2 separate regions of the Homo sapiens genome follow, and region 1 is linked to region 2. A link is an interaction called in ENCODE POLR2A ChIA-PET data of the cell type or tissue named here. Cell type or tissue: OCI-LY7. All regions are shown on one strand. Each heading gives the region's core, and the rest is flanking DNA. Links, peaks and the distances in the headings are about the cores only. Region 1 holds the start of KILH (KRT19 interacting long noncoding RNA in hepatocellular carcinoma). Region 2 has its middle 38 kb from the start of GCM1.

Region 1 (16,048 bases), core at 5,023-9,022, 390 kb before region 2:
AATCTTCTCACTTCAACATACAAACTATTAATCCAGATCTCCATTATTGCTTACTTAAACTAGTAACAGGGTTTCCTTCCTCCTTTTATTGCACTCTGCTGAAAGATTAATCTTCTCACAGCAAAACTCAAAAACTTTCAGTAACCTATCCCCCACTGCTGGCCCCTGAAGTACAGACAAGATCAGGCACAGGCCACAGATGCCCTGGGGAATCAGCCCTAGAAAAAAACTGTGAGAAACTCCTGGAGACACTAAAGGCCATCATAAACTTTGGGTGGGGAGGAATGCAGAGTTAGAATAATAGGTAGAGTGCTGCTAGGTTCTGCTCTCCTTTTCTCTCCTCTTTCCTTTGGACCATTGCCTGTCCCATAACCACTGTGAGTCAGGAGGCAGCAGCAATCACCCACGCTAAAAAGGGGAGGCTGACCAGCTTCCCTGAGCACTCACTCCTCCAGTCCTCCTCATGTGTGGTAAATGGTGCATCACTTATGAGATGACTACCGGCTCCCTTTCAAAGGCTTTAGAGGAGAATCCCTAGCAGAGTAATGCCTAGTGGAGGGGCAACAGATGGCTTGTTGACTATCGTTCCAACACCTAAGGGACTCTCTGGGACTCAACTCCTTAATCTTAAAACCATAAGGAACACAGAAAGTAGGACCTGGTATTGGTATGTCACATTGGTACCTGATAACTCCAGGGGAACATCAGCTCACAGCTTAAAATACCTGAGGTTAGAACCACTGCAAAAAGAAAAACACACACTGAACATACACGATATCAAGCAGAAATACTGGAACAAACAAATTAAGAATTTAAAATAAGCACAACCACGCTGGGCACGATGGCTCATGCCTATAATTCCAGCACTTTGGGAGGCCGAGGTGGGCAGATCACTTGAGGTCAGGAGTTCAAGACCACTCAGGCCAACATGGTGAAACCCTGTCTCTACGAAAAATACAAAAAATAGTTGGGCATGGTGGTGGCCATCTGTAATCCCAGCTACTCGGGAGGCTGAGGCAGGAGAATCACTTGAACCTGGGAGGTGGAGTTTGCAGCGAGCTGAGATTGCACCACTGTACTCTAGCCTGGGTGACAGAGTGAGACTGTCTCAAACAACTGAAACAAAATAAGCACAATCAATATTGTCAAAAAGCTACTGGTAATAGGAAGCAGGAAAAAAGTCATAAAGACAGACAGACATTATACATAAAGTATAAAAAATTATGCTTCCAAGTAAGACTCCTAGATGGGATAAATAGCAAGCTGAATGCAGCCAAAGGAAAAATTGTAAAACTGAAAGAGCAGACTGAGGACATCTTTCAGAAGGCAGAAAAAAAGATAAAGAGAGAAATACAGAAATAAAAAGTTAAATACCATGGAGGATAAAAGTAGACATGCTGACATCCTGAAAACAGGAGTCCAAAGGAAGAGAACATAAAGGGAGGACAAATATTTAAGAGAATAACAAAAACAATTATCTCTAAATTAAAGATAAAAGAAGTCAGATGGAAAGGGTTGCATGCCAAATAGGAGAGATTAAGAACCTAGAAAGATTATTGCACATTTAAGAACAAAGAGAAAGAGAAAATACTAAAAGCTTCCAGGAAAAAAAGAGCATATGTCCTCCAAAGATACAAGAAGATTTGGCAGCAGATTTCTTAACAGCAACACTGGGGCCAAATATTTGGGGATTTTTCAGATATTATTCTGTTACTGATTTCTAATGTAATAACATTGTGGTCCGAAAACACACTTTATATGACTTAAACCCTTTTAAACTTATTGAGACATTTTATGGTGCACAATGTGGTTTATCTTGAACAGATACTCTACCAAAGAAGGTAGATGGATGGGAAATAAGCACATGAAAGACAGGCAACACCAATAGTCATTAGGGAAATGGAAATTAAAACCGTAATAAAATACCACCACACACTAACCATACCAACTGTTGCCAAAGCTTTAAAGGAGCTAGAACTCTAACATGCTGTTAGTTGGAATGTAAAATGACTCAACTACTTATATAGTTTCAAATCTCATGCTGAAATGTGACGCCAATGTTGGAGGTGGGGCCTAGTGGGAGGTATTTTGATCATGGAGCGGATACCTCATGAATGGTTTAGCACGATCCCGTTGGTGATGAGTGAGTTCTTTCTCTATTAGTTTGTGTAAGAGCTAGTTGTTTAAAGAAGCCTGGCATCTCTCTTGTTACTGCTTTCACCATGTGACACACCTGTTCCCCCTACACCTCATGAGTAACAGCTTCCTGAGGCCTCATCAAAAGCTGAGCAGATGCAAAGTGCCATGCTTGTACAGCCTGCAGAACTGTGAGTCAAATAAACCTCCCTTCTGCATAAATTACCCAGCCTCAAGCAAAGCGAACAGATTAATATGACTACTTTAGAAATAGTTTGGCAGTTTCCCAAAAAGGTAAATATACAGACCAGGGGCAATGGCTCATGTTTGTAATCCCAGCACTTTGGGAGGCCGAGGTGGGCGGATCACATGAGGACAGGAGTTTAAGACCAGCCTGGTCAACGTGGCGAAACCCCATCGCTACTAAAAACAAAAAAATTAGCTGGGCATGGTGGCATACGCCTGTAATCCCAGCTACTCAGGTGGCTGAGGCATGAGAATCACTTGAACCTGGGAGGTGAAGGTTGCAGTGAGCCGAGATCATGCCACTGCACTCCAGCCTCAGCAACGGACCAAGACCCTGTCTCTAAATAAATAAATAAATAAGTGAAATATACACCTTCCAGATGATCCAGAATTCGACTCCAAAGAATTACCTCAGGAGAAAAAAAAGCATATGTTCACAAAAGACTTGTATATAAATGTTCATAGCAAATTTATTTGTAATAGTCCAAACTGGAAATAATCCAAATGTCTATTACTAGGCGAATGGATAAACAAATTGTAGCACATTTATATAATGAAATACTATTCAGCAATAAAAAGAATAAACTATTGATCCATGCAACAACATAAGTGAACATCAAAATAATTATGCTATGTAGATAAAAGAGAGTACATACTGTTTTAACCATTTATAAAAAATTCTAGAAAATGCAACTAATCTATAGTGATAGAAAGAAGATGGGTCGTTGCCTGGGAACAGGGGAAACAGGCAGGCAGGCGTGGGTGAGCAGGGTTACAAAGCAACACAAGGAAGTTTGACGGTGGCGGGAGGGGGAAGGTAGAGATAAGTATGCTCATTATCTTGATTAGGGTGACGGTTTCAAGAGTGTATACCTACGTTAGAACTTTCCAAAACATACGTTCTAAATATTTGCAGTTTATTATATGTCAATTATACCTTAATAAAGCTGTTTTTTAACAAAAAACATAATAAATGAAAAATAGAATTTTTATCTGATAAAGACATATGAAATTCAGATGCTGTTTTTATTTTCAAAAATGAACAAAGAAAAGAGAGAGAAATAAAAATATATTTATAGCATAATAATCCAGAACTAAAATTCTAAATAATATCAACACAGTAGTGGAGAGGAGGAGACAAAAAGACATGAGTTGGTAGCATCAGGGTGAGTCCATACAGGAGGCAGAAACAGAGTTAGCCGGGTTCTAAAGAACCGAAAAATCTAAAAGGGAACCATTACCATCACACCAACCCTATTCTCCCCAGTAGTAGCAGTATTGTTCCAGTAGCAACAGTTGGTTCCAGTTTGCAGTATTTCCAATGTTCCCAGAACCAGCCTCAACATAACCGAAGAAGTCTTAGTTCCAACTCTTCAGGGCAACTCACCAAATTTATAGATTTTCTTTTTTTTTTTTTTTTTTTGAGACATGGTCTCACTCTGTTGCCTAGGCTGGAGTGCAGTAGTGCAATCACAGTTCGCTGCAGCTTCAACCTCTGGGGCTCAAGCAATCCTCCCACCTCAGCCTCCCAGGTAGCTGGAACCACAGGTGCGAGCCACTATGCCCAGCTGATTATTTGTATTTTTTGTAGAGACGGGATCTCCCTGTATTGCCCAGGCTGGCCTTGAGCTACTGAACTGAAGTGTCCACCTGCCTCAGTCTCCCAAAGTGCTAGGATTACAGGCATGAGCCACCATGCCCAGCCCAAATTTATACATTTTAATAATTTTAACATCCTCTGATATTTTGCAGAAATACTGAGGAAATGTGAACACCACTTATTTAAGAAATATTTTCAAAATTTTCACTACAATTTTTTTTTTGAGACAGGGTTTTGCTCTCTCACCCAGGCTGGAGAGCAGTGGTGCTATCTCAGCTCACTGCAGCCTTGACCTCCTGGGCTCCAGCAATCCTCCCACTTTAGCCTCCCAAGTGGCTGGGACTACGGGCCCACACCACCATGTCTAGCTAACTTCTCTGTATTTTCTGTAGAGATGAGGTTTCACCATCTCGCCCAGCCTGGTTTCAAAATCCTGGAATCAAGAGATCTTCCCACCTCGGCCTCCCAAAATGCTGGGATTACAGGAACGAGCCACTGTGCCCAGCCTTTACCACCTTTTTTAAGGAAGATAATAGCATTCAAGTTATGTTTCCTCCCCAAAAAGCCCGTATCTTTTAAAGATTTATACTAAAATATTTACAGATGAAATAATATAATATCTGTGATTTTCCTCAAAATAACCTGAGGGGAAGGAATGGGTGGATGGGGATAGAGATAAACCAAGATTTGGCAATAATTTATCATTATTACAATTGGATGGTAGATAATTGAGAGTTCATTATAATATTCTACTTTTTTGTGTTTGAGATTTTCCATTTTTTATTTTTACTTTTTATTATTCTTTTTTTTAGACGGAGTCTGTTTCTCTGTTGCCCAGGCTGGAGGGCAGTGAGGCGACCTCAGCCCACTGCAACCTCTGCCTCTTGGGTTCATGCGATTCTCCTGCCTCAGCCTCCTGAGTAGCTGGGACTCTAGGCGTGCCACCACGCCTGGCTAATTTTCGTTTTTTTTGTTGTTGTTGTTGTTGTTGTTGTTGTTGTTTTGAGATGGAGTATCACTCTGTCGCCCAGGCTGGAGTGCAGTGGCACGATCTCGGCTCACTGCAAGCTCCACCTCCCGGGTTCACGCCATTCTCCTGCCTCAGCCTCCCGAGTAGCTGGGACTACAGGCACCCGCCACCACGCCTGGCTAATTTTTTTTTTTTTAGTAGAGACGGGGTTTCACCATGTTAGCCAGGATGGTCTCGATCTCCTGACCTCATGATCCGCCCGCCTTGGCCTCCCAAAGTGCTGGGATTACAGGCGGAGCCATCGCACCTGGCCTAATTTGCATATTTTTAGTAGAGACAGGGTTTCACTGTGTTGGCCAGGCTGGTCTCAAACTCCTGACCTCAAGTGATCTGCCTGCCTCAGCCTCCCAAAGTGCTGGGCATGATCCACCGCGATTGGCAGAAAAATATTTTTAAAGCATGCATACAATAGTATTTATATAATAAAGACACATACAAAGAAAAGCATAAATATCAAGTGCCCAAGAATTGCTGCCATTGGTGGGTGATGGGGATGGAAATCAAAGGCAGAAATAAAAGAAAATAAAAATGAATGAATGATGGAGAAGGAGGAGCCTAACACAGACCATTGGCCAAAGTATGAAATAAACTAAGGAGTATAATTGGACCAATCTTCAACAAACAGGAAAACTGGAAAATGAAAACAGGAAAAACAAAACAGGCCACGTGCAGTGGCTCATGACTGTAATTCCAACACTTTGGGAGGCTAAGGTGGGCAGATCACTCGAGTCTAGGAGTTGGAGACCAGCCTGGCTAAAATAACGAAACCCTGTCTCTACTAAAAACAGAAAAATGAGCCAGGCGTGGTGGTGCACACCATGCCTGTAATCCCAGCTACTCAGGAGACTGAGGCACAAGAATCACTTGAACCTGGGAGGCGGAGGTTGCAGTGAGCCAAGATCACGGCACTACACTCCAGCCTGGGTGACAGAATGAGACTCTAAAAAAAAAAGTCCTATGTCAGTCCAAAGGCTGGCATTTAAGGATTTAAGGTCTCCTAAATTTGGTCTTGGCCTACCTTTTTAAGCTTATTTTTTCACCCACCTTGAAAAACTAACATCCCATCAAAATTAAATATCTATTGTTGACCATGTGTCTTAGTCTATTTCAGGCTGTTATAATAAAATACCATAACCTGGGTAGCTTATAAACAACAGAAATTTATTTATGACATTTCTACAGGCTAGGAAGTCCAAGATCAAGGCACAGCAGATTCCATGTCCGGTGAAGGCCCACTTTCTGGTTCATAGAGGGTGCCTTCTTGCTGTGTTCTTGCATCATGGAAGGGTTTAGCTAGCTCTCTGGGGTCCCTGTTGTAAAGGCACTGATTCCAATTACAAGTGCTTTACCTTCATGACCTAATCACATGCTAAAGCCCTCACCTCCTAATACCATCAGTTTAAGGGTTAGGATTTCAACATATGAATTTAGGGGGGATGTAAGCATTCCATTCATTTCACCATGTATAGCCTATTCTTCATTGATCCCATCATACAGTTTCTGATGGTTCTACTGCCCTAAACTCTGCCCATGCTCCATATCTGCATAACAACTTCTTACCCATCCTTCCAAATCTACCCCGTACACCATCTCCTCAAGATGCTTTCCCTAGTGCCCTGCTCTCTTCTCTCTCAGTGGAGAGTAATCTATGTACAAAACAAAAAACATCACACTTATCAGATTTGCTTAAGTATTTATCCTTTTATAATTGGTATTAGAATTTTTCTGTATTTGCCTTCTGCTCTAAAGATCCAGTTCTTTACAGTGTAATATCCTAGGACAGGTATCAGTTATATTCATCTCTGTATCCCATAATGCTTAGAACTGCTTCAAACACTGTAATGCAGGTGTCTCCTAGATGATAAATGGGGGAAAGACAGAGAGAAGGAAGGGAGGGAAAGAGAAAGGAAAAGAAAGTCTGAATGAATAAATTGCATTGCATTGGTTCTTTCAAGGGAGAAAACTGACCAAATTCACTTGAAAACATAAAACAAAATACCCAAATTCACTTGAAAACATAAAAAGGATTTCATAAAAGATGTCATCAAGCCGGGTGCGGTGGCTCATGCCTGTAATCCCAGCACTTTGGGAGGCTGAGGCGGGCAGATTACCTGAGTTCAGGAGTTTGAGACCAGCCTGGCCAACATGGTGAAACCCCGTCTCTACTAAAAATACAAAACTTAGCTGGGTGTGGTGGCAGGTGGCTGTAGTCCCAGCTACTCAGGAGGCTGAGGCAGGAGAATTGCTTGAGGCCAGGAGAGGGAGATTGCAGTGGCCCAAGACCATGCCACTGCACTCCAGCCTGGGCGACAGAGCAAGACTCTGTCTCAAAAAAAAAAAAAAAAAAAAAAAAAAAGATGTCATCAATTTTATAACGTTTCTTTCTCAGCTGTTTGGAGTTTCCTTTTTAAAGGCACTTAAGTGCATGCATCAAATGGTACAATAGAAACAAAAATATAAGCTAAAAGCTGAAAAATAAATTCAGGGGCCTTTTGGTAGGTCACGACCCCCCCCTTTATCCCTGCTGCAACAACAGCAGTAATGTGGAATAGGTGTTTCAACCCATTGCACATGGAGGAGTTTGTGCTTCCCCACACCTTACCCTACGTACCTCAGCTGATAGGCTCAGCAAGAGGTAAAAACAGCCATGGGACAGAAAAAAATCCAGTCCTTTTATGGGAGATGGCATAGGTGTGTTTGGAGAGAGGCAGTCCTTGGTTCAAATCCTGAGCATGGTTTTCTTAGGTCTGTGACCTTGAGCAACTCATTCAACCTCTCTGATTTTCTCTGTTGAGTTTCCTAACATCAAAATGGAGTGACACCTATTGTGGTTGCCATTGTTATTACTGACTGCCCTGCCTCATCCTTCTTTTAAATGACGTGATGCCTTTTGGGTAGAAGGGAGGCTGTTGCAGTTTTCCTGTTGAAAGGGGAGTTGCAACTGCCCTGTGATTCCATGGAGACTTGTGTGTGTGTGGAAGGCTGGAAAGCAAAGGTTGCAGTAAGTTTGTGACAGAAGCTTCCCTGAGACACCTGGAGACCCTTTGGCTTTGAGCAGAGCTGCTCCTGGACGAAGGAGAGCAAGCCTTGGGGACTAGACTGAAGTCGCCGAGAACCCGACTACTAAACAGTGCTGAGGGGACAGCCTCTGGGGACTGCATGCAGCCAGACCCCGGGATGTCTCATGTGATCCTCCTTCAGGCCACCGGAAGTGCAGTGGGCGTGGCCAGGAACAGAGCGGGAGAGCTAGCAGCAGGTACCTCCAGGGGAGGAGCGGGTTATAAACCTGGTGTAAGGCACGCCGTCCAGGACTCCCAGAAATACCGAACGAGAATCGTGAGAAAGTGGAGGATGAGGGAGAGTTCAAGGGATCACAGCCTGGGGAGAAGAACCATGGAAAGCTGGACATTAAAATTTAATAGTATTTCATTTTCTACTCCAGGTGGATGAAATCAAGGCTTGCTGCTGACAAAATATAAATCATGCCATATGATGCCAATTCTAAAATGCCATTAATTGTAAGTTGTGCCATCGATTTAAATAAGACTTTTTTGAAAAAAAAATTTACTCCTAACATTAATAATAAACAATGATCATAAAAGAAATCCTGAATTTAAACTCCAGTCAGCATCTGGCCGGCCATGGTGGCTCACGCCTGTAATCCCAGCACTTCGGGAGGCTGAGGTTGGAGGATCGCTTGAGACCAGGAGTTTGAGACCAGCCTGGGCAACATAGTGAGACCCCATCCCTATTTAAAAATTTTTTTAATTTTACATATTTTATTGTATTGTATTTGATTCTTTTACAAATTTCAGTAGGTTTTTGGGGAATAGGTGGTGGTTGGTTACATTAATAAGTTCTTTAGTGGTGATTTCTGAGATTTTGATGCACCCGTCATCCAAGCAGTGTGCACTGTACCCATTGTGTAGTCTTTTATCCCTCCCACCCCATCCCACCCTTTCCTCCAAGTCCCCAAAGTCCATTATATCATTCTTATGCCTTTGTGTCCTCATTGCTTAGCTCCCACTTATAAGTGAGAACATACGGTGTTTGGTTTTCCATTCCTGAGTTACTTCACTTAGAATAATAGTCTCCAATTCCATCCAGGCTGCTGCGAATGCCATTATTTCGTTCCTTTTTATGGCTGAGTAGTATTCCATTTTCTTAATCCACTTGTTGATTGATGGGCATTTGGGTTGGTTCCATATTTTTTGCAATTGCAAATTGTGCTGCTATAAACATGCATGTGCAAGTATCTTTTTCATATAATGACTTCTTTTCCCACCTACTAGTGGGATTGCTGGATCAAATGGCAGATCTACTTTTAGTTCAAAAAAATTTTTTTAGTTTAAAAAATAAAATTAAAATAATAACAATAATTTAAAAAGGGCCAGTTGGTGTGATGCATGCCGATAATACCAACTATTCAGGAGGATCACTTGAGGCCAGGAGTTGGAAACCAACCCAGGAAACATAAGGAGACCCCATCTCTATTAAAAAAAAAAAAAAAATCCTGGATTCAGATAGCATAAACTATAAACTGTAACAAACAAGTATCAAAACAGAGAAAATGTGATATTTGTACCATTTAATAAACTTCCCTTTTATTCAGTAAATAAAAAATAAATGGTACATTTAATGCTTTGATAATTGTGAAGATCCTTACAAACATTACTTTTACATTTTGAAATGTACATATACAATTTTACGTGAAGTTTTTGAACAGAGGTAAAGATGGAATATAAAATATTTTGATCAATATTCTTTCCCACTAATTATGATAACTTTATTTGTAATGTACACTATTTGAGAAGTAACTGTCAGTAGAAAACAAGTGAAAATTCATATCCAAAAGGTAGAAAGTACATATTTTATTTTTCTAAAAAAAAAGATTCTGTTTCATTTTGTCACCATTAAACGTTGCCAAAATGTCCATTTCCTCTATGAAAAATTAGATATGTTGTAAACCGAGTACATAAATAACATTTTATTGGACATAAAACACTATGTGGTTACATAAGCTTTAGAAATGAGGATTAGTCCATATTTGGTACAATATTAACCTTAAAACAGACACACTGAATGGTGAGAAGATAATTTTTATTGTATATATAGAAACAGTTAATTGGGAAATACAGAAAAATCCTTCACAAAACAAAAGATATTTTATCTGTAAAAATCAGTAATGCTCATGGCTTATTCCAGGTGATATGAAGATAATCAAATAGCAGTTCCTTAAATTTTATAACTAAAGCATATATAGAAGTATTCACTTATATCTACAATTTACTTTTAAAAATGGTAAGAAAACTGTGCATAAGTAATAAAAATAAATGTATTTCCTACTATTAACTACAAATTTCAAAGGCTAATAGTTGTATTATTTTAGAATTATCAATATACAAGTATTTCAGTATTCAAACACAGTTTATAAACATGTCATTTTAAACACGATTTCCTCAGAGAGGCCTTTTCTGAAAAACACACCCCTGTTATCTAAACTATATCTTCTTCCCCTTATTCTTTGTCATAGCCCTCTTTCACCGTCATGGAACCTCACAATTTTAAATTGTGCTGTAGCAGGCCGGGTCTCACTAACAGCTGAACAGGCAGGCCTCCATGACAACTGTTTCAGCACTGACTGAGTGTTAAGTTAAATATTAAAAAGTTGATAGAGGCCGGGTGCGGGCTCACACCTGTAATCCCAAAACATTGCGAGGCCGAGGCAGGCGGATCACGAGCTCAGAAGATCGAGACCATCCTGGCTATAAGGGTGAAACCCCGTCTCTACTAAAAAATAAAAAAAAAAAAATTAGCCAGGCATGATGGCGGGCGCCTGTAGTCCCAGCAATTCGGGAGGCTGAGGCAGGAGAATGGCGTGAACCCAGGAGGCGGAGCTTGCATTGAGCCGAGATCCCGCCCGTTGCACTCCAGCCTGGGGGACAGAGCGAGACTCTGCCTCAAAAAATAAATAAATAAATAAATAAATAAATAAGTTGATAGAAGGCCGGACGCAGCGGCTCATGCTTGTAATCCCACAACTTTGGGAGGCTGAAGCGGGTGGATCACTTCAGGTCAGGAGTTCGAGACCAGCCTGGCCAACATGGTAAAACCCCATCTCTATCAAAAATACAAAAATTAGCCGGGCATGGTGGCAGGTGCCTGTAATCCCAGCTACTCTGGAGGCCCAGGCGGGAGAATCACTTGACCCTGAAGGCGGAGGTTGCAGTGGGCAGAGATTGCAGTGAGCCAAGATCATGCCACTGCACTCCAGCCTGGGCGACAGAGCAAGACTTCCTCTCAAAAACAAACAAACAAACAAACAAACAACAACAACAACAAACGTAATAGAGCCAGTGTCCTTATACAAAGGCTGGAAGGTAACAAAAGCCCACTGAGAGTTTTGCCTAGACTTTTCCTGGGCCTTGAAGCATGACAAGATAACAAAGGAATTCTTAACAAGATCCGTTTAGTATTAAACAAGTTTTACTGGGGTCTGAAGGAACTCCCTAAACCTCCATGATTTAGCAAGGAGACAAGATAAGGGTAATTACCTTTGGCACCTGGACCCATCTAGATTAAGTAAATTTACTGAGGCTCCACAGGAAGGTCTTTAGGCCACAGACTTTAGCTATAGGTTAGAAGAAATTAATAACTTATGTCTTCCGATGAATGCACACTTACACGTAGACATGTAGCTTAGAAGGTATATAAGCTCTGCAAAACTGTAATTTTGAGTTGGTCTGCTGATATTTTCCCGGCCTTCTCTCTATACCCGGTTACAGAAGTAAACTCTCTTCTTTCCCAGTTCATCTGCATCTCGTTATTGGGCCGTGAGAATAAGCAGCCTGATCCTTGGTTCATTCCGGGAACAGTGCATTCATTTATGTGGCTCTTCATTTAACACTAGTCTCCTCCCACCCAACTAAGCTATAAGCTCCATGAGAAATATCCTGCCTTTTGCTTGTTATTTTGTCCCAGTACCTAGCACGGTACCAGATACCTAGTAGGCACTTAATAAATATTCATTAAATCTATTCATATTTCCCCAGTCCCCTTACTTTACTCCTTTTTCTGCATCTTTCCTTTTATTGAACCCCTACACTTCCCAGCTCCTCCATTAACCCCTGCAGAGTATTCACTGACTGCTGAAACTAGAGCATCACTGAGAAGCAAGAGATAGACTGACCTAACTAGAGGGAGAGCTGCCATCCAGGATGATGCCACCATCACAGGAGGTGAGAAGGAACACAGCATCTTCTGCAAATGCTACAGTAAATAGGGACGGGGTGCAGGTAAGATCACTGACCCCAGGTCACTGACCCCAGTATTCTCAGAGCCAACAGCTAACTTTGCAGGAGAGCCCTGAGCCAATTACTAGATATGTAAACTTTAAAAAAAATGCTTAAGTCATCAAAATTTATTTTTTTCAATGGCAAAATGAGGATATTATTGTTCACCTCATATGGCTGTAGTGAGAATTAAATAACAGGATGCTTATGAATTTGAACCCAATGATGAACACATACTAATGTCTCAATTAATGCCATAATTATTTGATCCAGATCTGCAAACATTCAAAAACAGCTTTGCATAAATAAGCCCTGAATTAAATGAATCAGCCTCCTTGATCTTTTCCAGATGAATCATTTGCCCAACTTCTTCCCATACAATGAGATATCATATCTTAAATATGCAAATCAGTAGTTTTTTGCACTAATCAAGAGAGATTGCTCTGCTCCAACTGTCCCCTCATACACTCAGCTGAAATATTAAGACACTCTGCTAGCTTTCTTACAAGATAAACATGTTGTTCATCTCGCACTATGAGCTACTGGGCCAGAGCCCCACTGGAGGCTGCTTGAAATACCTCAAATATGATTTCAGAAATAAGATGGTAAATGGGCATGTGCCTTTTATTAATAGCACCTGTGGAGAACTTTCTTCTCTAGAGAATTTTTCCAAAGCATTTTCATATATGTTGTTGTTTAAGCCTCACAATAACTGTGAGACATAGACAGAATTATTATCCTTTCCAGTTTTTCTTACTAAAAAAAAAAAAAAAATCTTGCTGGGCACAGTGGCTCATGCCTGTAATCCCAGCACTTTGGGAGGCTGAGGTGGGTGGATCACCCAAGGTCAGGAGTTCAAGACCAGCCTGGCCAACATGGTGAAACTCTGTCTACTAAAAATACAAAAATTAGCCAAGTGTGGTCGTGGGTGCCTGTAGTCCCAGCTACTCGGGAGGCTGAGGCAGGAGAATCATTTGAACCCTGGAGGCAGAGGTTGCAGTGACCTGAGATCGCACCACTGCAGTGCAGCCTGGGTGACAGAGGAAGACCCCGTCTCAAAAAAAAAAAAAAAAAAATTATTTTTTTCCCAGAACTTCGGCTAAGAGTTTCACTTATTTGCTTAAAGTCTTCACCAGCACACTAATATTTTGAAAGAAGAAATGAATGACTTAATGAATGAACTAGTAAGTAAGAAATCCAAACCCCTAATCCAGGCTGTTGGTCTTCCCTTCCCTTCCCCTCTCCCTTTCTTCATCTCTCACTGTCTCTGTCTTTCTCCTTTTTTGTTTCTGGTAATTTTTCACAATCTCTACTACAGCTTGTAGGTCCTTCTAAGCTCTGGACCTCTGGAATGCAGTTACTAATGCGATTACTAAAACTATAAGCCTCAAAAAAAAAACATAATAGCCATTGTTGTTTATTACTTCAACAGTATTCTTTCTAAGTACAGTTAAAGGAAACTTAGCTTTCTTTAATCATGCAACAACATGTTACCTGAATTGAGCTGTTAACAGACTTTAAAAGTTGAAGTAAATATTTGCAGACTTACGTTGGCCTTTCAAACCAATCACTTTATAATCATCTGAATACAGAACAGCCCTGAAGCTGTATAAACCAGCCATAACTTGAAAACTAAAACTTGGAAACCCCAAAACATATTACTGTAGTTAAAATGTAATGACTCTGAACCTCCTTTCTACATCTAGAAAATACAAGAATGGATAAAAGAGAAGAAACCCTTATTGGGGAGTCTATCTTTAAGCAGAATTTATGTTATTTTCTTATGAGGGAAAAAAACAGGATTTATAAGCAACTTTGAGTATAATATACTAATATGAATTATTTGTTTCTTACATATTTGACATCATCAAATGTACCAGATTTCTGAAAAACATGACTACTTGTACTTTTTCCTCTTGTTTTACATTCTCTATGTTTTCTACCATCCTGTGCCTGGAACTTTATATCAGCATGGTCTTCTAAAGATTATAGTGTAATACTATCAAAGGCATGTCACTCATTATTGTTTTTATCCCAAGTAAATTCTGAAAAAAATAAAAACCTTCACCACGTAACAACATGGTAAGTCAATTTAAAATATCAGTCGAATTTCTTTAACATTATGACACTATTTTGGCGTGCTGAGTAAATCTCATAAATCTCTCATAAACCCTTCAGGCTTTAGGCATTGGTTAAATACTGTGTTTCTAAGGAACTATAGATTCATAACAGAAACTAGGGATTCTCAAAGAGAACTAAAGCATCTGTCTTTCAATTATAATTCATGCTGATTAACCCACTCCATATTTAAGAAGGATGCTGTATGCCCTACTCGAAGGGAAATGGGGAAAAAAAATTCTCTACTATAACTCTCCGATTTTATCTTCAGCAGGAGCAAAGGAAAATTCTCTAAGAGCTGGCAGCTCTTTTAACCTGCAGAGTCACTGCACCTGTAGGTAAATTATTAGCAAAACTAACCAGAAGACAGTCTGACACATTCATAACAACAGGTGCTCTCTATTATTTCAAAATGGCACCTAAAGTGGTCCAATGTATTGTGTTTATTTTCTGTCTTCTCTTTCTAGAAGGAAAGCTTCATGACAGCAGAAATGCTGCCTTTCTCATTCACCCAATATCCCCAGCACCGAAAACAGGACCCATACAGAGTGGGTGCCTAGTATTTGTTAAATAAACAAACACAAATTTAATCTAACTGACAGATAATTGCCTTAGTTATATAACTGTGGCACTTTACGTATTATCCAAACTTTCAAACTAAGTTCCTTGCAACCCAGATCAACACTGGTACTAACTTGACAGCAGGTTTATGAACATATATATAATCCAAGCTATTAAACATTTAAAAACAACTGTAAAATATTTCTTTCTTTCTTTTCTTTTTTCTTTTTTTTTTTTTTTTTTGTGAGACGGAGTCTCTCGCTCTGTCGCCCCGGCTGGAGTGCAGTGGCACGATCTTGGCTCACTGCAACCTCCTCCTCCCGGGTTCAAGTAATTCTTCTGCCTCAGCCTCCTGAGAAGCTGGGATTACAGGCCTGCGCCACCATGCCCACATGCCCAGCTAGTTTTGTTTTGTTTTGCTTTGTTTTGTTTTGCTTTGTTTTGTTTTTGTATTTTCAGTAGACGGGGTTTGACCATATTCTTAGTTATTTGTTTTGCATAATGAAAAAAAGAAAATAGTGCCAGATGTAACCTCAATAATAATTTATCTTCAAGGACAAATTCTCACAGTCAAAGTTTCAGCTATTGCCATCACCATTGCAATCAAATTATGACTCAGAAAAACTACCAGATTTCCCCATCACAAATGCCTACAACTACAGGATTGTGCCCCTGACCTTACTGAACACAGCATAAGCAGTGATTAGTTCCCTGGACACGGAAATGGTTCATGATCGCTCACAAAAGTTACATTGGGTTTTCCTAGACAGGACAAAATGGCTTTGTTGTGTGTTTGAGAGACATCTCTAGACAGAGAATTTTCATTTTTGATACCATGAATTTTGGTGAATTATATTATGAAATGATACTGTTTTATTTCCATGGATTTATGTTAAGGATTGTATTTAGAGAAAAATTTCCTTTAAAAAGAAATCATCACTTGAGAGTCTTCTAGCCATGCTAACTCTCAAGTTACTTTAATCTCTCAAGCCTCTACTTCAAGTGATTGGTGATTCAACTCCTAACCAATCTGCCATTTGGTCTTACCCTGTATCTTCCTCCACC
Region 2 (16,048 bases), core at 4,389-8,388:
TAGTCTTTGCTCAATGTTACAGTTACTGTCACTAACTACAACCAAAGATCTAGAAAGGATACATCTATTAATGCTACAATGTAGTCAAAAGAGCTCTAGATTTGGAAGCAGGAAATCTGAAATCTGTTCCTCCTTTAGCATTTCTTAGCTGTTATGATTACCTTGAGCAATGTATCCCTTGCCTGATCTTTCTCATTTTCCATTAAATCTTCCATTTTCTACCCCTTAGGTGAACAGATTTGCCTTTGACGGCCCAGTGAGCTACTCTTTAAGATGAGAACAACAATATTTTATCCTGTCATGGAAGGCAGGGGACTGGACTAGTTAATTTCTTGTACCCATCAGTTCTGGGATCATAAAATCCTATGAATTAGAGAAAACCAACTGTATGCTGGTGCCAGACTCTTGAACATGAAGCAAGTATGCAACAGACCAATGTTTCAGCATGTGCCTGCCCACATGACAAACTGTTGTTTATAGAGCACCAACTATGCACACAATAATGATGATGACAAGTCATTTTTGAGTGTTTACTCCTCACAACAGCCCCATGAACTAGTTTGTATCATTATCCCCACTTAAAAAATATAGAAACGGAGGCACAGGGAAGCCAAGTCATTTGTCCACAGCACAAAATCAATAAGCAGCAGAGATGACTTTGAACAGAGACCATCTGTTGAAACTGACTGCAAAGAGGCACAGGGAATTTTGAGGGGTGATGGAAATGTTTTTTTATTATAAAATTAAATGTCAAAGGTGGAGAACTGTTTCCCAGAGAGCAGTTTCGAAACTATTTGTAGCTAAGTTTAATTTGTTATATTTTATTTTTATTATAAATTTTTTTTTTTTTGAGAGATGAGGCCTCACTGTGTTGCCCAGGCTGGAGTGCAGTGGCATGATCGTAGCTTACTGCGGCCTCAAACTCCTGGGCTCAAGCCATCCTCCCACCTCAGGCTCCCGAGTAGCTGGGACTACAGGTGTGTGCCACCATACCCAGTTGGAAATGGTCTATGTCTTGATGCAAATGCTCTATATCTGGGTGGTTATAAAACTATAGAACTGTACACCTAAAGAGGGTGAATTTCACTCTATGTAAGTTATATTTTAATAAACCTGACTTTTAGGACAAACGAAAAAACAGAACGAAGAGCAAACAGAATTTAGAACAAACAAACAAAAAAACCCAGAATGAAGCCAAGAGTTAAGGAAGAGAGCAAGGGAGGGAGGTTGGGAGGAAGGAAGGAGGGGAGGACTCTGCAGAGCAGGCTGGAAGCTAGGAAGAATGCCCTGTATGTGCTGACCAGGCAAGCACAGAAGTCGCCTGGAGAGCCACGCCTCTGCTATCTGTTTCCATTGCCTCAGGGAGAAAAACAAAAAGATAATAAATTCAGCTTCTCTTTTTCTTTTGTTGATGGCCTTCTCCTTTCACCTTTGTTTTGTGATTTCGCTTCAGAGGGCAGTCTCTCTTTTTCAACTCAGTTCCAGCTGCTGAAAGTGAAGGCCTAGACATTTGATCTCCTCTTGATTTGACCAGAACACCCTGTTCGAGAGACAGGACAAGCAGTAACACAGGGGTTTTGGCAAAGAATCGGACTGTATTGATCTAAGTAAATGAATGAATACATTAGTGTTTTTGCTGCCAGCAATCTGGTAAGAACTCTTAAACACATCCAGCAAGGGTTAAGTAGGAAACAATGGTGTTCCCTTGCCAACATCCACTGCAGTGTGTGGAGAATTATTTTCAAATTTCTATTTTGGATGCAGGCAGGAAAGGGGACAAGGTTTGAAAAATTATGCTCACTACTTGGGTGATGGGATCATCCGTATCCCAATCCTCAGCATCACACAATATACCCATGTAACAAATCTACATGTATCCCCTGTATCTAAAATAAGAGTTAAAAAAAAATTTAAATTCCGTTTTGGCAAATGCATTTCCTTTCCTATCTCACTAGACTGGAGCCTCTGACCCTCTCAGGACACCCCTCAGGCAGGGGAGTTTCCTCATCACAACCTGTTTGTTTCATCCTGAATTACAGCCCTAAATCCTTTGCTGAGTTGCCATTTTCATTAAATCAAAGTATACTTGTTAGAGACTTAAAGTTGATTAAATAGCAAAATAAACCACTTATCTTCCTATACATCTTCAACTCCCAGAGCTAGTTGTGACAAGGGTTTTGGTGGCCACCAAGAAACCACACTATAAGAATTTTAGAAGAGAGTTACTTTCATTTCATATTTAAATTATTATTATTATTATTTTTTTTTTTTTTTTTTTTTTTTTTTTTTTTTTTGAGACGGAGTTTCACTCTTGTTGCCCAGGCTGGAGTGCAGTGGCGCGATCTCGGCTCATTGCAACCTCCACCTCCCAGGTTCAACTGATTCTCCTACCTCAGCCTCCCAAGTAGCAGGGGTTATAGGCATGCGCCACCATGCCTGGCTAATTTTTTTTGTATTTTTAGTAGAGACAGGGTTTCACCATGTTAGTCAGGCTGGTCTCAAACTCCTAACATCAGGTGATCCACCCACCTCGACCTCCCAGAATCCTGGGATTACAGGCGTGAGCCACCGCGCCCAGCCAAATTGTTTATTTTTAAAAATGTTTGAATGTGTAATTCATTCCTATGTCTAAAAAAACTAAGAGAAAATTACAGAGTGAAGTTTCTTTCTACACTTGTCCCCCATCTACCCAGCATTCCCTTCCTAAAACAAGTTTCTTTTTTATTCTTCCAAGGATTTTAATGCATATGAATATCAATATTTATTTACCGAAGTATATACACCTAGAGGCCAGGTGCAGTGGCTCACGCCTGTAATCCCAGCACTTTGGGAGGCTGAGGGCAGGAGTTTGAGACCAGCCTGGCCAACATGGCAAAACCCCGTCTCTACTAAAAATACAAAAAAAAATTAGCTGGGCATGGTGGTGGCAGGCGCCTGTAATCCCAGCTACTCAGGAGGCTGAGGTGGGAGAATTGCTTGAACCCAGGAGGCAGAGGTTGCAGTGAGCTGAGATGGTGCCATTGCACTCCAGCCTGGCCGACGAGCGAAACTCCTTCTCAAAAAAAAAAAAGAAAAAGAAAGCTTTACCAGATTCTTTTCTCTCTCTTTCTCCCATTTTTTTAACTTTTATTTTAGGTTTATGGTACATGTGCAGGTTTGTTAAATAGGTAAATTGTGTGTCACAGGGGTTTGGTGTACAGAAAATTTTGTCCCCAGGCAATGAACATAGTACCCAATAGGTATTTTTTCTGATCCCCTCTCTGCTCCCACCTTCCACCCTCAAGTATGCCCTAGCGCACCTGTTGTTCACCTCCCAGTGTCCATGTATTCTTGTGCGTAGCTCCCACTTATAACTGAGAACATGCAGTATTTAATATTCTGTTCCTGCATTAGTTTGCTTAGGATAATGGCCCTGGCTCTATCCATGTTGCTGTGAAAGACATGATCTTGTTCTTTTTTATGGCTGCATAGTATTCCATGGTATATATGTAATCACATTTTCTATTTTTTTTTTTTTTTTTTTTGAGACAGAGTCTCGCTCTATTGCCCAGGCTGGAGTATAGTGGCACCATCTCGGCTCACTGCAACTTCTGCCTTCTGGGTTCAGATGATTCTTGTGCCTCAGCCTCCCTAGTAGCTGCAACTACAGGCATGTTCCACCATGCCTGGCTAATTTTTTTTTTTTGAGACATATTTCACTCTTGTCGCCCAGGCCTGGGCAACAGAGCGAGACTCTGTCTCCAAAAAAAAAAAAAAAAGATAGAAAATGTGGTTACATATATACCATGGAATACTATGCAGCCAATAAAAAAGAACAAGATTGGCTGGGCACGGTGACTCACGCCTGTAATCCCAGCACTTTGGGAGGCTGAGGCAGGTGGATCACGAGGTCAGGAGATAGAGACCATCCTGGCTAACACAGTGAAACCCCGTCTCTACTAAAAATACAAAAAAAAAAATTAGCCGGGCGTGGTGATGGGCGCCTGCAGTCCCAGCTACTCTGGAGGCTAAGGCAGGAGAATGGCGTGAACCTGGGAGGCAGAGCTTGCAGTGAGCCGAGATCGTGCCACTGCACTCCAGCCTGGGCAATGGAGCCAGACTCCATCTCAAAAAAAAAAAAAGAACAAGATCGTTATTTTAAGCAAACTAATACAGGAACAGAAAATTAAATACTGCATGTTCTCAGTTATAAGTCAGAGCTACACATCAAGAACACATGGACACTAGGTGGTGAACAACAGGCGCTGGGGTGTACTTGAGGGTGGAAGGTGGGTGTCCATCTACTAGAAATATATAAAATATAATAATATACAATGTTATCAGAAGGTGATTTCAAGGGATTGGGAAGGATCCTGTGTGGCTTTGGCCAATATTGGCCATTTTGACCATTATTGTAGTTTACGTTAAAAATAACTAACATTTTCACAGAGCCTTAGAGTCTTAGAGTTATTGCATACTTATGTTATTCCACCTACATTAGTGGTGGAATGAGGCAGGAATGTATTATCATTTTTATTTTACAGATGAAATGCAAGGAGATTAAGTGACTTGTCCAAGAGCTAAGTAGTAAATGGGGTTGCCAGGAGTTGAATTCCAGTTGCCTGACTTGATGTCTAGCATAAAGGCAGCCAAGCAACTATATGATTTAGCTATGTAATGTAACCCTTTAGAGCCCACACCTTGCAAGCTCTGTGCCATAGCTTTTAGATTAGTTGCTTAAAACTGAAGCCAAGCTTTTCAGTGGCAATGATTTAAGTTGCTAAATATAATCATGACTCTCAAGAAAGTTATATTTTAACTTTGTATGATCTAGTTTTGTGTTTTTTTGTTGTTTTTTTTTTTGAGACGGAGTCTCCCTCTGTCGCCCAGGCTGGAGTGCAGTGGCATGATCTCGGCTCACCGCAACTTCCGCCTCCTGGGTTCAAGCAATTCTCCTGCCTCAGCCTCTTGAGTAGCTGGGATTACCGGCATGTGCCACCACGCCCGGCTAATTTTTTTTGTATTTTTAGTAGAGACGAGGTTTCACCATATTGGTCAGGCTGGTCTCAAACTCCTGACCTTGTGATCCACCCAACTCGGCCCCCCAAAGTGCTGGGATTACAGGCATGAGCCACCACGCCTGGCCCTAGTTGTCTAAAACTTTGAACAGGTCTTTAAAAAATATATTCTGTTGATCTACTGTGGATCAATATAAAGACATTTGCTAAGGATCAGATCCCATGTAATATCTTACACATTGGGTATAGATTAGGCTGGAACCTAGTTCTTAGATTCCTACTCAGTTATTTCACTAAATGAATACTTACTTAATTATACTTAGTGAATATTTTACTTAATTATGCTTACTAGGCAGAATAGTAGGAGATGTAGCTCTAACCTCTAGTGACATATTTTAATAAACAGATCACAGCCTGGGTAACAAAAGCAAGACCCTGTCTCTACAAAAAATATAAAAAATTAGCCGGGTGTGGTGGTGCATGCCTGTGGTCCTACTTGGGACCCTACGGTCCCAAGAGATCTGGAAGGGTCTCTTGAGCCCAGGAGTTTTAGGCTGCAGTGAGCTACTGCACTCCAGCCTGGGTCACAGGTGAGATTCTGTCTCTAAAACAAAAACAAAAACAAAACCAGATCAGACATACCAGTATTATGGTTCTTGGTGCTTTTGGTGGAGCTTCACCTTGGTGGGAGGAGTTCTAGAGACATCTCTTCTGCAACTGATTCCTGAAAAGGGATGACAGTAGCCCTCCCGCTCCCTTATCCACAGGGGATAAGTTCAGAGCCTGAAACTGCCCATAGCACTGAACCTGATCGCCATCAAGCGGAACACAGTTCTGTTTATGACCTCCACCCACACATTTCAATGTTTTTTTTTTCCTTAACTAAGCACTTATCACACACTGTTGTGAGCTTTGCAGTTTGAGATGCAACAACGAAACTAGCATGAATTTCTTTTTCTTTCTTCACGATCTCAGGGATACAAGATTCCTTCTTACTGCAGATCTTAGCAACCTCAAAATACGATGGTTTCCTCTTCTTTTAAGCTGAGAACTTTCACCTTTTCATTCAGAGGAAGCACTTCCGGCTTCTCTTTAGCTTTTTTTTTTTTTTTTTTTTTTTTTTTGAGACAGAGTCTTGTTCTGTCACCCAGGCTGGAGTGCAGTGGCGCAATCTCAGCTCACTGCAACCTCTGCCTCCCGGGTTCAAGTGATTCTCCAGCCTCAGCCTCCCGAGTAGCTGGGATTACAGGCGCCTGCCACCACGCCCGGCTGATTTTTGTATTTTGAGTAGAGAAGGGGTTTCACCATGTTATCCAGGCTGGTCTCCAACTCCTGACCTCGTGATCAGCCCGCCTCAGCCTCCCAAAATGCTGGGATTACAGGCGTGAGTCATGGCGCCCGGCCGGCTTATTTTTTTATTTTTTTTAGACGGAGTCTCGCTTTGTCGCCTAGGCTGGAGTGCAGTGGCGCGATCTTGGCTCACTGCATCCTCCGCCTCTCGGGTTCAAGCGATTCTCCTGCCTGTAGCTGGGATTACAGAGTTCCAGGTTGGAAATCACTTAAATTCTTCTCCAAAATTTGTGTGTTTAACCATTTCAAGGATCCCTTCAAATGCAATTATCTTAGGCAGGTGGGGCAGTTCAGGCTTAATGGCCCTGACCCCACACCCTCCTATTCCATTGGGTTATTTAGGTGGTTGTCTCTTGTTTTTTCTTTTTCTTTTTTTCTTTTTGAGATGGGGTTTCACTCTTGTTGCCCAGGCTGGAGTGCAATGGCGTGATCTCGGCTCACTGCCACCTCCACCTCCCGGGTTCAAGTGATTCTCCTGCCTCTGCCTCCCAAGTAACTGGGATTACGGGCGTGAGCCACCACAACTGGCTAATATTTGTATTTTTAGCAGAGACGGGATTTCGCCATGTTGGCCAGGCTGGTCTTGAACTCTTGACCTCAGGTGATCTGTCTGCCTCGGCCTCCCAAAGTGCTGGGATTACAGGCGTGAGCCACCGCCCTCAGCCGCCTCTTGTTTTTTCTACCTGCGACAAGTAAACTTGGGAGGAATGAGGAAGAAATACAGGTGGAGGCTCTTGAGGCCCTGCGAAGTGTCCTGGCTATCCTTTTGTACATTGCATTGTTAGAGCAATGACAGCACTTAATCAGTTATCTGCAGCGTGTGATTTAAAAATGCATCATACCAATATTGCTATACCAGTAATGCTTCTTTTATTTAATGATTAACCAGCAGAGATGCTACAGTTTTTATATTGATTTTAAATGGGAAGTCATGGTGACACATAAAACTGTCCTTTTCAGGCCAGGTGTGGTGACTCACACCTGTAATCCCAGCACTCCAGGAGGCCAAGCGGGTGGATCTCCTGAGGTCAGGAGTTCAAGACCAGCCTGGCCAACATGGTGAAACCCTGACTCTACTAAAAATATGAAAATTAGCCAGGCATGGCGCTAGGCTTCTGTAATCCTAGATACTTGGGAGGCTGAGGCAGGAGAATTGCTTGAACCTGGGAGGTGGCGGTTGCAGTGAGCTGAGATCGCGCCACTGCATTCCAGCCTGGGCCACAGAGTGAGGCTCTGTCTCAAAAAAAAAAAAAAAGCAAAAAACAGAAAAACAAAAAAACTGTCTCCTTCCTCTCTTCCCATAAATCTTGGGGCAAATTAATTAAAGCCATATCTACAGATTGGTGGGATGAGTGTACCCTTTAGCACAGCCACTTTTCAGTTTGCCATGTGAACCAAAGGAAACCTTCTCCAAAGTTTCTGATGCAAATCTGAGGGCTTTCCAGGCACAGGAATGGGAGGAGCTTGGGTTTTAGGTTGACAGGCCCTGGGATGAGAAGGTAATAGCTTTTCTACTGGTTTTGTTCCGGTTTTCTATTCTAGGTAAAGATAATCTCTATTTGGACTATATAGCCTTTAGTTGTCCCAAAGACAAAGGCTAAATAGTCATTAGATTTTTTTTTTTTTTTTTGAGACAGTCTCACTCTGTTGCCCAGGCTGGAGGGCAGTGGCATGATCTTGGCTCACTGCAACCTCTGCCTCCCTGGTTCAAGCAATTCCCCTGCCTCAGCCTCTCAAGTAGCTGGGATTACAGGTGCCCGCCACCACGCCCAGTTAATTTTTTGTATTTTTAGTAGAGATGGGGTTTCACCATGTTGGCCAGACTGGTCTCGAACTCCTGACCTCAGGTGATCTGCCCACTTTGGCCTCCCAAAGTGCTGGGATTACAGGCGTGAGCCACCACGCCCGGCAATAGTCTTTAGATTTTTTAAAACAAAGGACGATTCTCTGAGATCAGCAGCCTCTAGCAGACTAGGGAATGTCATCTGTCCAAATTATTTAGATGACTTTTTTTGGTTTATTCTTTTCGCCTTCCTTCACTCTTAAAAAAAAAAAAAAAAAAAAAAACCATCACTTTTCCTGAACCTCCAATCAGACTTCATTAAGTTCTTGTTTTTTGTTGTTGTTGTTGTTAGAGTCTCGCTCTGTCACCCAGGCTCTATAGAGTGCAGTGGTGCGATCTCAGCTTATTGTAACCTCTGCCTCCCGGGTTCAAGCAATTCTCCTGTCTCAGCCTCCCAAGTAGCTGGGACTATAGACACCTGCCACCATGCCTGGCTAATTTTTGTATTTTTAGTAGAGACGGGGTTTCATCATATTGGTCAGGCTAGTCTCGAACTCCTGACCTAAGGTGATCCCACCTGCCTCAGCCTTCCAAAGTGCTGGGATTACAGCAGTGAGCCACCGCGCCAGGCCCATGAAGTTCATCTTGATTCTTTTTAACCACAACTCCATCAAGGATATATTTAAACCTGATAAAAGCAAGTGATTTGTTATATGTTTACTTCTTTATATATTTTTTAATGATTTCTACCTATTTTAATACTTTTAAACTTCTGTTATTTAAATGTGTGAATTATTTTAAGAACAAATGCATTTATAATTATGAGTAAGTGCCCACTTCTAACTTTTCCTTAGCGGTTATTTTGGGAAGTTCTGCCTTGATTTACAGAAATTTGGTGTGAAACGTCCGGGCGCGGTGGCTCACGCCTATAATCCCAGCACTTTGGGAGGCCGAGGCGGGCGGATCACGAGGTCAGGAGATCGAGACCATCCTGGCTAACATGGTGAAACCCTGTCTCTACTAAAAAATACAAAAAATTAGCTGGGCATGGTGGTGGGCACCTGTAGTCCCAGCTACTTGGGAGGTTGAGGCAGGAGAATGGTGTGAACCTGGGAGGTGGAGCTTGCAGTTAGCAGAGATTGTGTCACTGCACTCCAGCCTGGGCAACAGACGGAGACTCCATCTCAAAAAAAAAAAAAGAAAGAAATTTGGTGTGAATGAACTTGACTTTCCTTTGATTCTCACAAATACCAAAGTGGGACGCAGCCACATGGAGAGCCTGGAAACGACACTAGTTATGAGGTGAAAAAGAACACCTTGGTCCCCAATTTCACTTTTCAACTTAGTAACTTGTGATTTGTATAAGTTACTTAAACTTTTTAAAGGTTGCTGTCTTTATAGGTAAAATGGAGTAACACATAACTCTCAAGGTGGCTGAAAAATTAAGTAAAAACATGAAGGTGAAGTCGTTTAACAAGTAGATATTCAATTCATTCATTCCACAAATATTTATTGAATGCTTTTTAGTTCCAAGCACTTGGACCAAAATAATCAAAATGAACAAAATAGATAAAAACATGTTGCCTTGTAAAGATAATGCTCTATTAAACTGCATAATAAGTAAATATGCTGTATAATATATTGCAAGTTGATAGAGTGATGTCAGATGGTGGGTATGGCTGACGGGTCAGAAGGCTAGGGTAGGTCACACTGAAATGTGACATCTGAGTAGACTGTAAGGTGATGAAGAGGTGAGCCTAGCAGCTATCTAGGGAAAAGCATTCCAGGTAGATAGAACAGCCAGCACAAAGGTCTCCAGGTGGAGACAGGCCTGTCTCCTGAGCAGCAGGGAGGCCAATGTGTTGTGCTGAGTGAGTTAGGGAGAATGACAGGAGACAGGGCAGAAGAGGTGAGGGCTGGTGGGGCTGCCTGCCAGATCAAGAAGGGCTTTGGAAGCGGTCTAAGGGACTTGGGCGTTGGCTCTGAGGGAAGTGGGGAGCCACTGCAGGGTGTGGATCTGATGTCCTTTTGAAAGGATTATTCTGGTGGGGAGGAGACTATCAGACAAGGGAGGAGGCAGGGAGAACTATTAGGAAGGATTGTAGTCATCTAGCTCAGACTGATGAGGTGAGGTGAGATTGGGTGAGAAATGTCAGGTGCTGGATTCACTGTGAATGCAAAGTCAACACAATGTCCTCACAGATGCTAGGTGGAGCTTGAGAGAAAGAGTGACCAAAGATGATTACAAGGATGTAGGACTGTGAGGAAGGAAGGACAGGTTGCCAGTATTTGAGGGAAGGAAGACAGGTTGGGGATGAGAGGAAGCTGGACTTCAGTGTTCGACTAGAATATTGTTTTGTCTTTTAGGGGGCAATTTGAACCTTTAGTAGTTTTTAAAGTATAATTAGAAGGTTTTTTTTGTTTTTTTTTTTTTGAGACAGGGTCTCACTCTGTCACCCAAGTTGTAGTGCAGTGGCGTGATCTCAGCTCACTGCAGCCTCAACCTTAGGTGATCCCCCCACCTCAGCCTCCTGAGTAGCTGGAACTACAGGCATGCACCACCACACCCGGCTAATTTTTTTATTTCTTGTAGAGACAGGGTCTTACTATGTTGTCCAGGCTGGTCTTGAATTCCTGGGCTCAAACGATCCACTGGCCTTGGACTCCCAAAGTGCTGGGATTATAGGCGAGAGCCCCCTCGCCCAGCCAGAAACTTTCAATATAGAAATAATCCTAGCAAACCACTTAAAAATTTTGTTATTTGACAGAAATTTCACATCAGGTCACATAGGCCTAGCCCTGAGTCTTTCACCCATTCAGGGGTGTAACACTCAATGGGACGGGCACATTGTTGTCACCAAAATTACCCTACTACCTGGGTCTGGACACCCAGTTGCCAGAAGCCATGGAGGCTTCTATCCTGGGCTGGAAGCTCCCAGAACCTCCTCTCTTACTGCTCGAATTTGTAAGCACCCCCACACTGGCTTCACCTGGCTCAGAGTCAAGAACGTCCTCCCTCACACAGGAGCCCTGAGCTCTGCACACGCCCCTCAGGGCCTAAAGTCAGCCGGAGAGTCATGAGGACAGAGACCCTGCTTCTGCCTCCAGCTCCCCTGGACCAGGTGGGGCTGCCTACTGGTAAGCCCTGCAGCCCCCTCTCTGGCACCCACCTTCTGAGGCCCACAGAGTTCCCTTACTCCATCCTTTACTGCAAAGTGAAGGCCTGGCACACAGAACCACAGGTTTTTGGCAGCTTGGGCAAGTGGTGAGACAGGTGAGAAGAAATCTCCAGCGTTTATTGATTAAAAATCATCCACAATGTTAACATGGAAAATCTGCAGTGTGATCTGTGGTGGATTGGTCCAATTAAGCTTTGCTTGGAAATTGCCTATGAAAGGAAATCTTAAAAATCACATCACAGGCCGGGCACAGTGGCTCAGGCCTATAATCCTAGCACTTTGAGAGGCCGAGGCAGATGGATCACCTGAGGTCAGGAGTTTGAGACCAGCTTGGCCAACATGGTGAAACCCCGTCTCTACTAAAAATACAAAAATTAGCTGGACTTGGTGGAGGGTGCCTGTAATACCAGCTATTCAGGAGGCTGAGGCAGGAGAATCGGTTGAACCCAGGAGGCAGAGGTTGCAGTGAGCCAAGATCACGCCGCTGCACTCCAGCCTGGGCGACAGAGTGAGACTCCATCTCAAAAAAAAAAAAAATCACATCACAGTGTTGAAATACTTTCCTTAGGGGCAGTGATCCTTTGAGGGGACAGGGGCTACAGTGTCGGGGGTGAAAGTAGAGAGTGGTAATCAAGTGCAGACGCCCCGGTTGTTCCTGGAATGGTGATTTTGAGTTGTCAACACACGAGCTCAACACATGAGCAACACAGATGCTCATGTGTTGACGACAGGTAGGGGGCTCAACAGTGAAGCAGGGAGCTCAGGAGTGAGGTCTGGGCTGCAGGCATATATTTGGGAGTCATCAGCATGACAGAGATAATTTAAAGGGTGAGACAGAAAGAGTCTATGAAGGGGAAAGCAAGAAGAGTCTGGCAAGAGGTCCTGGAGCCCTCCCGTGATAAGAGCGGAAAAAGAGGAACAAGGAAAGGAGACGACAAGGAAGCATCCAGGATCGAGGAGAAAAATCAAGAGGGTGTGGTGTCTCGGAAGCAGCACGAAGAAAGTGCTTGGAAGCACAAAGAGTGAGCCACCGTGTCACACGCTGCCTGCCCAACGATCAGGTAAGATGAGAGGAGACCAAGAATGGCTGTGGGATTTAGCATGTGGGGGTCATTGGTAACTTAGCGAGCAGTTTCGGTAGTGATGGAGAATGTTTTCAGAGAAATTTGGAGAATTGTGGACCTCAAGTACAGTTTATTCTTTAGGGATTTTTTTGCTGCCAAAAAGAGCACTCACTGATGGTGGCAGGGGCAAGCCAAGGAAGAGTTTGTTTTGTTTAAAGATTGGAGAAATAGGCTGGGTGTAGTGGCTCACGCCTGTAATCCCAGCACTTTGGGAGGCCGAGGCAGCCGGATCACTTGAGGTCAGGAGTTCGAGACCAGATTGGCCAACATGGTGAAACACCGTCTCTACTAAAAATCCAAAAATTAGCCAGACATGGTGGTGCACACCTGTTGTCCCAGCTACTTGGGAAGCTGAGGTGGGAGAATCGCTTGAACCCAGGAGGTGGAGGTTGCAGTGAGCTGAGATTGCACCACTGCCCTCCAGCCTGGGCAACAAAACAAGACTCTGTCTCAAAAAAAAAAAAAAAAAAAGATTGGAGAAATAACAGCCTTTTGGTATGCTAATGAAAAATGATGACACAGGATAAGGTAGAATTAGTAGGGCAATATCCTTGAATAGTGGAGAGGGATGCGAATTATTGGCCTTGGATTGGAGCATATAGTCTATGGCAGGGATCAGCAAACTTTTCCTTTTTTCTTTTTTAGACAGGATCTTGCTCTGTTGCCCAGGTTGGAGTGCAGTGGCATGACAATCAAGGCTCACTAGAGCCTCAACCTCTGGGGCTCAAGTGATCCTCATCTCAGCTTCCTGAGTAGCTGGGACTACAGGTATGCACCACCACGCCCAGATAATTTTTAAATTTTTTGTAGAGATGGGGTCTCCCTATGTTCCCAGGCTAGTCTCAAACTCCTGGGCTCAAGACAGCCTCCTGCCTAGGCCTCCCAAAGTGCTGGGATTATAGGCGTGCGCCTCCATGCCCACCAACTTTTTCTATAAAGAACCAAATAGTAAATGATTTAGTATTTGTGAGTCATACAGTTTCTATTGAAACCACTTTATGGTCCCAGCTCTAAAGCAATACATAGGCAATACAAAATGAATGGACATGGCTGTGTTCCAATAAAACTTTATTTAGGATTGCTGAAATTTTAATTTCATATAATTTTCACATGTCATAAAATATATTTGCCTCAGGCTGGGTGTGGTAGCTCACACCTGTAATCCCAGCACTTTGAGAGGCCGAGGCAGGTGGATCATTTGAATTTGAGGTCAGGAGTTCGAGACCAGCTTGGCCAATATGGTGAGACCCCCGTCTCTACCAAAAATTAAAAAATTAGCTGGGTGGTAGTGGCGCATGCCTGTAATCCCAGCTACCCGGGAGGCTGAGGCAGGAGAATGGCTTGAGCCTGGGAGGCGGAGGTTGCAGTGAGCCAAGATTGCACCACCGCACTCCAGTCTGGGAGACAGGGTGAGAACCTGTCTCAAAAAGAAAAAAAAATTCTCCTCTATTTAAAAATGTAAAAACCATCCTTAGCTAGCCAGCTGTACAAACACAGGCAATGGGCTGGATTTGGCTCAGGGCCAATAGTTTGCCTACCCTGATCTACGTCATGGACAAGAAGTTAACATAGATGGGTACAAACAAGTTGGACGGATGTGGTGAGGGGAATCAGGAAATTCTCCTGAGTGCTTCGGTTTTTTCAGTGAAGTAGGACCCCGAGGATGGGGATGAGGGAGAATATACAGAAGATTTGAGGAAATTGGCACAGGCATGAAATACAGTGTAAATGGAGTAGGGGAATCTAAGTAGGACGATTCACCAGGCAGCAGGAAGGCCCTATTCAAGGGCTGCTGCTGTGAATTTAAAGTGAGACCTGCCCAGCAGGGTTGTGCTTTCCCCCAGCCACAGTCTGCTGCAATGAGGGGGACACAGAGTGGTCAGGAAGCTGGGCTTTAACCTCAGCTGTGCTTTTGCTGAGGGAGTTTCAAGTCAGAGGGAGCCAAGGAGGTTGGGAGTTAATGTAAGGGAGTGATTATAATGATTGCAGGGTTGCCAGATGTAGCAGATAAAAATAAAGAATAGTTGCTCACGGTGGCATGCACCTGTAGCCCTAACTATTCAGGAGGCTGAGGCAGGAGGATTGCTTGAGCCCATGAGTTCAAGTTCAGCCTGGGCATCATAGACCCTGTCTCTCAAAACAAAACACAACATAATGCTTACTTAAATGTGAATTTCAGACAAACAATAATTTTTTGGTATAAAAATTAGTGTCCCATGGTTAGAAGGGAGAGAACATGAAGCAGGTGAGGGAGTGTTATGAGTTAGAGGATCAATAGATTTGAGGTTCTAGTTGGGGAAAGATTTTTGAAGAGGGCTACCAGGCTACTGGAAAGGCTGATCTGAAATGATAGAAGGTGGGAGGCATGGATTGAACGCTTGACTTTGAGATTATGACCAGTTGCAGTTACTGGTCTTGATAAGGTTTAGGTTCCAACCATGGGGGTGAGTGTGAGGCATTGGGTGGTGGACAAGATCATTGGAGGTAAGGAATTCAAGGAACTGAGGGTTCAGAGGTTCGTCTACATGGATAGTGTATTGATAATACCATAAAATGACTGAAATAACTGCATGCTTATCATATGACCAGGACTGTGTAGGAACACAAAATAAAGTTTATTATCAAGAGTATTCCAATCTAGGGTGATCTATGGACCCACAGAGGCTGGCAAAGTCCTCTAGATTAGGGAGGCCTTTGAACACTATGCTAAGAAATTTAGTACCACTAGTTTAATAGCGCCCCCCTCTTCCTGTAAAGAAAATAGCAAAATCAATTAAATCAGTACATCTCCATCTCATTTGGCATATCTGAATATGAGTGTTTTAAATACTTAAAACACATTTCTCTTAGTCCCTGAGCCTTTTTATTCCAAAGTTAAAAGTAAGACATTCCAAGTGCATGGTTCATGGTTTTATTGCCCTGTGTAATGTAGCTACAGGGGTTTGGAGCATTAACTATATCTCTGTTTTATGTGTGTTATAGAATCATATGAATTGGGATTAGAAAAATTGTGGTGAGTTTTTTTCCAGGCCTTCTTAGTCTTCTGGTTGCTTTTTAATTTTTTTTAAGAAAATAGGACATGTTTTCTGCTTTTCCTCCTATTTATTTATTTATCGAGACAGGGTCCCACTCTGTCACTCAGACTGGAGTGCAGTGAGTGACACATCACAGCTCACTGCAGCCTTGACCTCCTGATACTCAAGCGATCCCTAGCCTCCCTAGCATAGCTGTGACCACAGGTACACGCCACCACACCCAGCTAATTAAAAAAAAATTATTTGTAGAGACTGCGTCTCACTGTGTTGCCCAGGCTGGTCTTCAACTCCTGTTATCCTCCCACCTTGGCCTTCCAAAGTGTTGGGATTACAGGCATGAGCCACCACACCCAGCCTTTTTTGCTTTTTTGTTTCTAAAACAAATGAGTAAAATCAGACTGAATGAAAAGGGGAAGGTTGAGCCCTTAAAATATGCATTGGGTAGGTGTGGTTGGTACTGTAAGGTTGTTCTAAGGAGGGCTAAGGGATAGGTCAGCAAGCCCTTGGTCAGTGACCTGAACAGGGAGAGGTGTAGGTTCAGGCCCCTCAGGAGACGGAAGGAGCAAGCCAACATTTTTTA

Evidence for each region. ChIA-PET counts read pairs that join two places held together with the same protein. Peaks named below come from ENCODE experiments on the same cell type or tissue, not always from the same donor. Only the 100,000 strongest peaks of a DNase experiment are listed, where the experiment ranks them.
Region 1: POLR2A ChIA-PET joins it to region 2 with 7 read pairs; 4 of 35 experiments call an interaction of 5 or more read pairs at or near these places.

What each region holds. Positions count from the first base shown.
Region 1 is chr6:53,565,682-53,581,729 of GRCh38, reverse strand. KILH (KRT19 interacting long noncoding RNA in hepatocellular carcinoma) reads left to right here and starts at 8,455. Exons shown (of 4, transcript NR_110840.1): 1 at 8,455-8,530; 2 at 12,125-12,307. RefSeq lists an enhancer at 8,196-8,696. In OCI-LY7, for the core only: no CTCF peak of the experiment used is centred there; no DNase peak of the experiment used is centred there.
Region 2 is chr6:53,178,337-53,194,384 of GRCh38, reverse strand. No RefSeq gene overlaps it. Among named protein-coding and RNA genes, the nearest start is that of GCM1, 38 kb to the right of the region's middle. In OCI-LY7, for the core only: no CTCF peak of the experiment used is centred there; a DNase peak (open chromatin) is centred at 6,054; H3K4me3 peaks cover 447 bases; H3K27ac peaks cover 372 bases.